Linked DNA regions of Homo sapiens: region 2 is linked to region 1. Evidence: chromatin loops called from intact Hi-C (ENCODE). Cell type or tissue: MCF 10A. All regions are shown on one strand. Links, peaks and the distances in the headings refer to the core of each region. The heading gives the core; the rest is flanking DNA. Region 1 has its middle 3.3 kb from the start of SLC7A8. Region 2 holds the start of LOC124903288 (a long non-coding RNA gene).

Region 1 (2,917 bases), core at 210-2,709:
ACCAATTAAGAAGGGGAAGTTTCCATATTTAAGTATTCAAAGCTGGAGTCACTTAAATCCTGAGAAAGAAGACTGTTAAGGCCCCATGACAGATTGGACCCAGCAAAAGAATCAAGAAAATGCGGAGATCTGGCCTGCCACAGGCAGTGCCTCTTTATTTCTTTCCCACTAGTGCTGGGCTGGCTCCATGGAATCCCACCAAGTGCAGCAGACAGAGGAGTAATCTGTTGGAATTTTTGTCTCTGGTGTCAGAGCAAGGATTCATCATTATCTCCAGAAGAGCTGAATTAATTAACCATCATAACAAAGCAGGGTCAGCTGCATCCAAATTCTCAGGACTGCATAAACCCTAGAAGACACAACTTCCTTTGAACTTATGAATATGCCCAAAAGGCAAACAGAGCATACACTAAAAAGGGCTTAATCACTGACCGAGTCTCCTCATTTCATCTTCCTTTCTTTCTGACCTATTTTGGCCTTTTCTTTTTTTAATTTTTTCTTCTTTTCTCATTAATTTTCATCTGCTTTTCATTTTCTAATGAAGTAAAGGCATCTAAAACTACTGGCTCAGGAAGGCCCCATCTAATCGACCATAGGCAGTGATCCCTGGGACTCTGGGAAGAAAGTTGGCTTTAATTTAAAGCAGGGTTTCCTTCTGCTTTAAACTAAAGCACATAGATATGGGGCACATAGTTACGAGAAGAAGGATGGAGTGAGCGCATGGACTGTGAGTTGACTCCAGGGAGAGATTTGGGTCCTTTGTTGGTAACCTCAGACTTCCCAGCTCTGTTACAAAAAGCAAGAATAAAGTGCTGTCTATTGGATCTAGAAAAAAAAATCAGGAATGGAGTGCATGAGCTTTGTGCTCTATTCCTTTGCATTAGCAGACACGTCTAACTTGTCTCTGAAAGGGAATATTAACCCGGGTGTGGTGGCGCACATCTGTAGTCCCAGCTACTCGGGAGGCTGAGGCGGGAGGATCACTTGAGCCCAGGAGTTTGAGGCTGCTGTGAGCTGTGATTGTGCCACTACACTCCAGCCTGGGTGACAGAGTGAGACCTTGTCTCTAAAAAAGGGGGGAGTAGGGGAATATTAGAACATGACTGCGTGGGGGTTGTGTGTGTTTGTGTTTTAACTATCACAAGCAGCATGTCCCAAGCCATAACCTTTTCTGTCCAGTAGGTGTCAGCTACGCACAGCCTTTCTCTTTCTAAATCCATATTTGTAAGAAAACGGCCTTTCATCCATAATTTTCCCTAGTTAAAGGGATCAATTTCTTCTGATCTGAAGCACGCAAAACAGCTGAAACAGTGGCTCCGATATTGGAAACAGAATTGTACTACGTACTTGGGATATGGCCACACTGAGGACTGTGCGAAGGGGGTGACAAATGTTGGGGGGGCCCAGGTGAAGTCCTGTGGGTCTCACTGAGCAGATAAGTGTTAGGATCAAGGTGAGTCTCTAAAAGGCACAGTTAAGACACCAAAGCAAAAACACAGAGTTTCCCTCAGGTGAAAGAAATTGAGGCTTTGACCAGTAGCTATAGCATCCTGAAAAAGTGCTCAGTGTAAACTATCAATCTCCCATTTGCCCTCAAATAGACTGTCTTGTTTTTTACCTCAGGTAAAATATTTCTTTAAGCCTCAGGTTTCTAATTTTTAAAATCTTTAAGATAACTGCCTCGTCTGCCCAAGATACTACATGAGGAGGAAAAAAATTGAGATATTGTTCAGAAAACCATTTGTGGGCTATAAAGCACTATTTAAACGTAGAGAATAGAATAAAAATATAAAGGCAAATGCAGAATAGAGTAATCCCAGCACTTTGGGAGGCCGAGGCGGGTGGATCACAAGGTTAGGAGTTCAAGACGAGCCTAACCAACAGGGTGAAACCCCGTCTCTACTAAAAACACAAAAATTAGCCAGGCATGGTGGCAGGTGCCTGTAATCCCAGCTACTTAGGAGGCTGAGGCAGGAGAATCACTTGAACCTAGGAGCCAGAGGTTGCAGTGAGCCGAGAGCCGAGATCGCACCACTGCAGTCCGGCCAGAGCAGCAGAGCGAGACTCCTTCTCAAAAAAAAAAAAAATGCTCAAAATTTAATAAACATTAGTTTGTAATTTTTTACAGATTTTTGTCAACATATTACACCAAGGCTTTTCTTTCTCTCTTGTGTTCAATGTTAGTCACCTGGAATTTTGACACACTTAAGAGTTTATGTCACAAAAAGATTCCAACCTACAGAGAGGCACTTAATATAAATAATGCTCCCTTTGAAAGTGGGGAGATTCCTTTCCTAGCTTTGTTTGTTTGTTTGTTTTGGTTTGGTTTTTTTAAAGACAGGGTCTCACTTTGCCACCCAGGCTGGAGTGCAGTGGTGCGATCTTGGCTCATTGCAGCCTCAACCTCCATGGCTCACACGATCCTCCCACCTCAGCCTCCTGAGTAGCTGGGATTACAGGCGTGAGCCACCACACCCAGCTAATTTTTGTATTTTTTGTAGAGATGGGGTTTCACCACATTGCCCAGTCTGGTCTTGAACTCCTGAGTTCAAGCACTCCACCTGCTTCGGCCTCCCAAAGTGCTGGAATTACAGGCATGAGCCACCGTGCCCAGCCCCTTTCCTAGATATTACATCGCACCAGTAATCAATGGTAATAAGCCACTTATAAATTCCAAGTGCTAAAGAAATAGAAATACTAATCTTCAGCAACTCTTCCTTTCCAACGTGTGCACCTAGTACCGCTGTATTCCAAGAACGTATTTGATCCCATAACCCCCTTAGCTTCTTAGTTCATAATTTGAGAGGGCTAAAGCTTACCATATCGTTATCAGTTTGCACTGGTTTTAGCAAGAGACCTCAAATTCATCACATTCATGTTTTATCCCACATTAAGTCTGCATCATATAAATTAGAAC
Region 2 (2,917 bases), core at 126-2,625, 110 kb after region 1:
ATCTGCCAAAAGGAAGTCAGCCTTTTCTCAGTTCTCTCAAAAAAGAATTCTGTCAGAACAAGGATCACTGAGGAAAAGGAAAAAAATTAAAAATTCTGATAAAATGATTACTGGCATAAATATTCTTGAAGTACCTATTTTTAAGCCATGTTCCTTTCCTTATTCTAAAATGAAATAACAGATACAGAGGGCCGTGTGTGGAGCTGGTACTGTGTATGTCCTGCCCTGCCTTTTTCAGGCTCCAGGTAGAAGAAAAGGAACCAAGCAGATCTAAATGTTTTGCTCTGTTCGTTTTTGCTATCTCCTGACAGGGGAGCCCAAAGAAGTGTGAAGCTGAAGAGGCAGAGCCACCAGCTGCCACACAGCCCCAAACCTCAGAGACTCAGACCTCTCATCTGCCAGAATCAGAAAGAATTCATCACACTGTGTAAGTGATATATCTCGACCGGGGTATAACAGGGAACTATGAGTGTGCGATAGTTCTTCGCTCCCTAGGGTTCTTTGACTAAGCAGTCCTAGTTTCCTTTTAAAACATAAAGGCAGAGCTTTATCTGGACAAAGGCTAGACTTCAGTTACTATGTTGGGAGCTGCCACCTTTAAGGTAACCTGAAAAGTGGTCGTCAGGGCACAAGGAAAACTCACCTGGGATCATCCAGCCAAAATAGTCAACTCCTTTAAGATTTAGGCAATAGAAGCTTCTGCTTCCACACTCAAAACCATGTAAGGGAATTGACTCCGGGCATCTTAATCTTTAACTCATGTTTACCTAGGAACCCAGTTTAATAAAGGATATTGAGGGTCTTAATAAAGGCACAGCTGGGTGCTATTTTTTAGTTTGTGCATTTTCCCTAGTTCCCTAGTTACTACCTGTCATTAAGCTATCCTAGTTCTGCTAGGATATCCTAGTTCTTACAGCATACAGTACAGCAAATTATGAAGTTCCTTTCAAGTCAGAAGTTTGTTCCTGGGCCCTTAAGACCATTTGATTGAACTTAAAATTTATACAATTAATGTGAGTTTTTAAAATCTTTATATTAAGTCCTAGAGAAATACTCATATCAGGTTAAATTAGAATTAAATAGGTATGTCATTCATTCTTCTGAGATAGGTATTATAAATTAAGAAGCCAATGAGCCAGAATTCCTGGCTTCAAAGTCTCCTGGGAAATGAAAAAATGAAGCCTTATGGGAATAAGATTGCGTAGCTTTTAGACATCAGGAACCCTGAACTGCTTTGTAGAATGTCCTGTGTAGACTGTTAGCCTAAAGTTATTCTATACTTGTTTTTATGCCATATTAACACTAATGCTACCAGTATGATTTCCCCTATATGTAATTGTCTAATAATTTATACTCTTCTGAGAGCTTCAAACTGTACTTTAACTCTGACTTTTGGAGGGTAGTGGGCAGGTGACATGATTTATCTCATTTGCCTGTGACTTTAATGATAGTTTTATAGACCTTACTATATAGCTTTTACCTGGGGGTATACCCTTGCTGAGGGGTATAATCCTTGTCGATTCTGACAGTCTTACCTCTGCTGCCATCTTGTGGCTGTTAACATTTTTTGTTTGGCAGCCAAAAGTTCACTCTACTTCCTTTGAAATTTTTTGGTTTTTCCCTTCTGGAATGGGTACGCTATCCTTTGGAAAAGGGTTTTTCTTCTGGGACCATAAAGTGAAAACTCAGCGGATTCTGGAAGGTATTCAGGATTCCCCAGCTACATCATCGATGAGGAAATGGGGTGACATTTTCTCTTCCATATCCCTCAACCAGACATAATACCTGCCCCCCTCCTCCCAATTCCATGGAGGTACATTTTACATTCCATTTTACAAAAGCATGTCCTTTGTGAAATGGCAGTTTTGAAGTGGGTATTGACAGCCTGCTACTAATTGGGCCTGAGGAACTGCTTCCGATGCACCTTGGGAAGAAAGTGATTTTCTGAAAAGCTCTTTGCTAGCCTTAAAATTCTGTGGGTTTATGAGATCCTAGCAACAGAAAGGCATTTTATTTTGTTTTGAAGCAGCTTTTTTTCTGGACATTCCCATGCAAGTCCAGGGCACATGAAGCTTGGAGTCATAGAGTTTCCTGTCCCCCCACTCCAGGTAAAGGTGGTTTTGATCTTCATTTTATGACTGAGATAATTTAGTCACATTGATTCTAATAAGATGATAGGCAAGTGGCATCTTGGGCAAATACTTAGATTGTCCATTGTTGCCTAGGCCCGCTTCAGTGGAGTAGTGTATAGAAGGGAAATGCAGTCTTCACTGAGGAGCAGTTCACACACATCACTCGTACCTGCTTTCCTTCTACCTGCCTATCACATGGGTTGTTCAACATTCTAACAAAACAGCATGCCCAGAAGCCTAAACCCATAGGCATTGGATCTGGTAAATAAATCTTTGAGAAGGTTGCATACATTTCTGGAGGCCCTACCACAACTGATTAACAACACCCTTCCTGGTCTCTCACCCCTCCAGAGTGTTAAGTGTGCAGTCTGGCAGCCCTCTAGAGCTCTGGCCAATTTTGAAAGCGTAATCAACAATGCTAAATGGAAAAGACCATTTATGGCATGGCCAGGCGTGGTGACTCATGCCTGTAATTGCAGCACTTTGGGAGGCCAAGGCAGGTGGATCACCTGAGGTCAGGAATTCGAGACCAGCCTGACCAACATGGTGAAACCCCGTCTCTACTAAAAATACAAAATTAGCCGGGCATGGTGTGCACCTGTAATCCCAGTTACTCAGGAGGCTGAGACAGGAGAATCGCCTGAACCCGGGAGGCGGAAGGTGCGGTGAGCTGAGATCACGCCATTGCACTCCAGCCTGGGCAACAAGAGCGAAACTCCGTCTCAAAAAAAAAAAATGGAAAAGACCATTTATGGCCTAACCTTGGTTTTTCTGTCTGTCTCAAC

The links. A loop is a pair of places that touch in the nucleus more often than their neighbours do. Peaks named below come from ENCODE experiments on the same cell type or tissue, not always from the same donor. Only the 100,000 strongest peaks of a DNase experiment are listed, where the experiment ranks them.
Region 2: a loop joins it to region 1, with 4 times the contacts of the local background. A loop is called at or near these places in 27 of 110 quality-filtered maps.

What each region holds. Positions count from the first base shown.
Region 1 is chr14:23,185,517-23,188,433 of GRCh38, reverse strand. It overlaps a transcript of RNF212B not described here. Among named protein-coding and RNA genes, the nearest start is that of SLC7A8, 3.3 kb to the right of the region's middle. In MCF 10A, for the core only: a CTCF peak has its summit at 1,168 (motif pointing right); a DNase peak (open chromatin) is centred at 1,183.
Region 2 is chr14:23,075,661-23,078,577 of GRCh38, reverse strand. ACIN1 (apoptotic chromatin condensation inducer 1) reads left to right here. Exons shown (of 19, transcript NM_001386863.1): 8 at 312-427. LOC124903288 (a long non-coding RNA gene) reads right to left here and starts at 312. Exons shown (of 2, transcript XR_007064077.1): 1 at 1-312. RefSeq lists an enhancer at 1-186. In MCF 10A, for the core only: a CTCF peak has its summit at 1,565 (motif pointing left); a DNase peak (open chromatin) is centred at 2,557.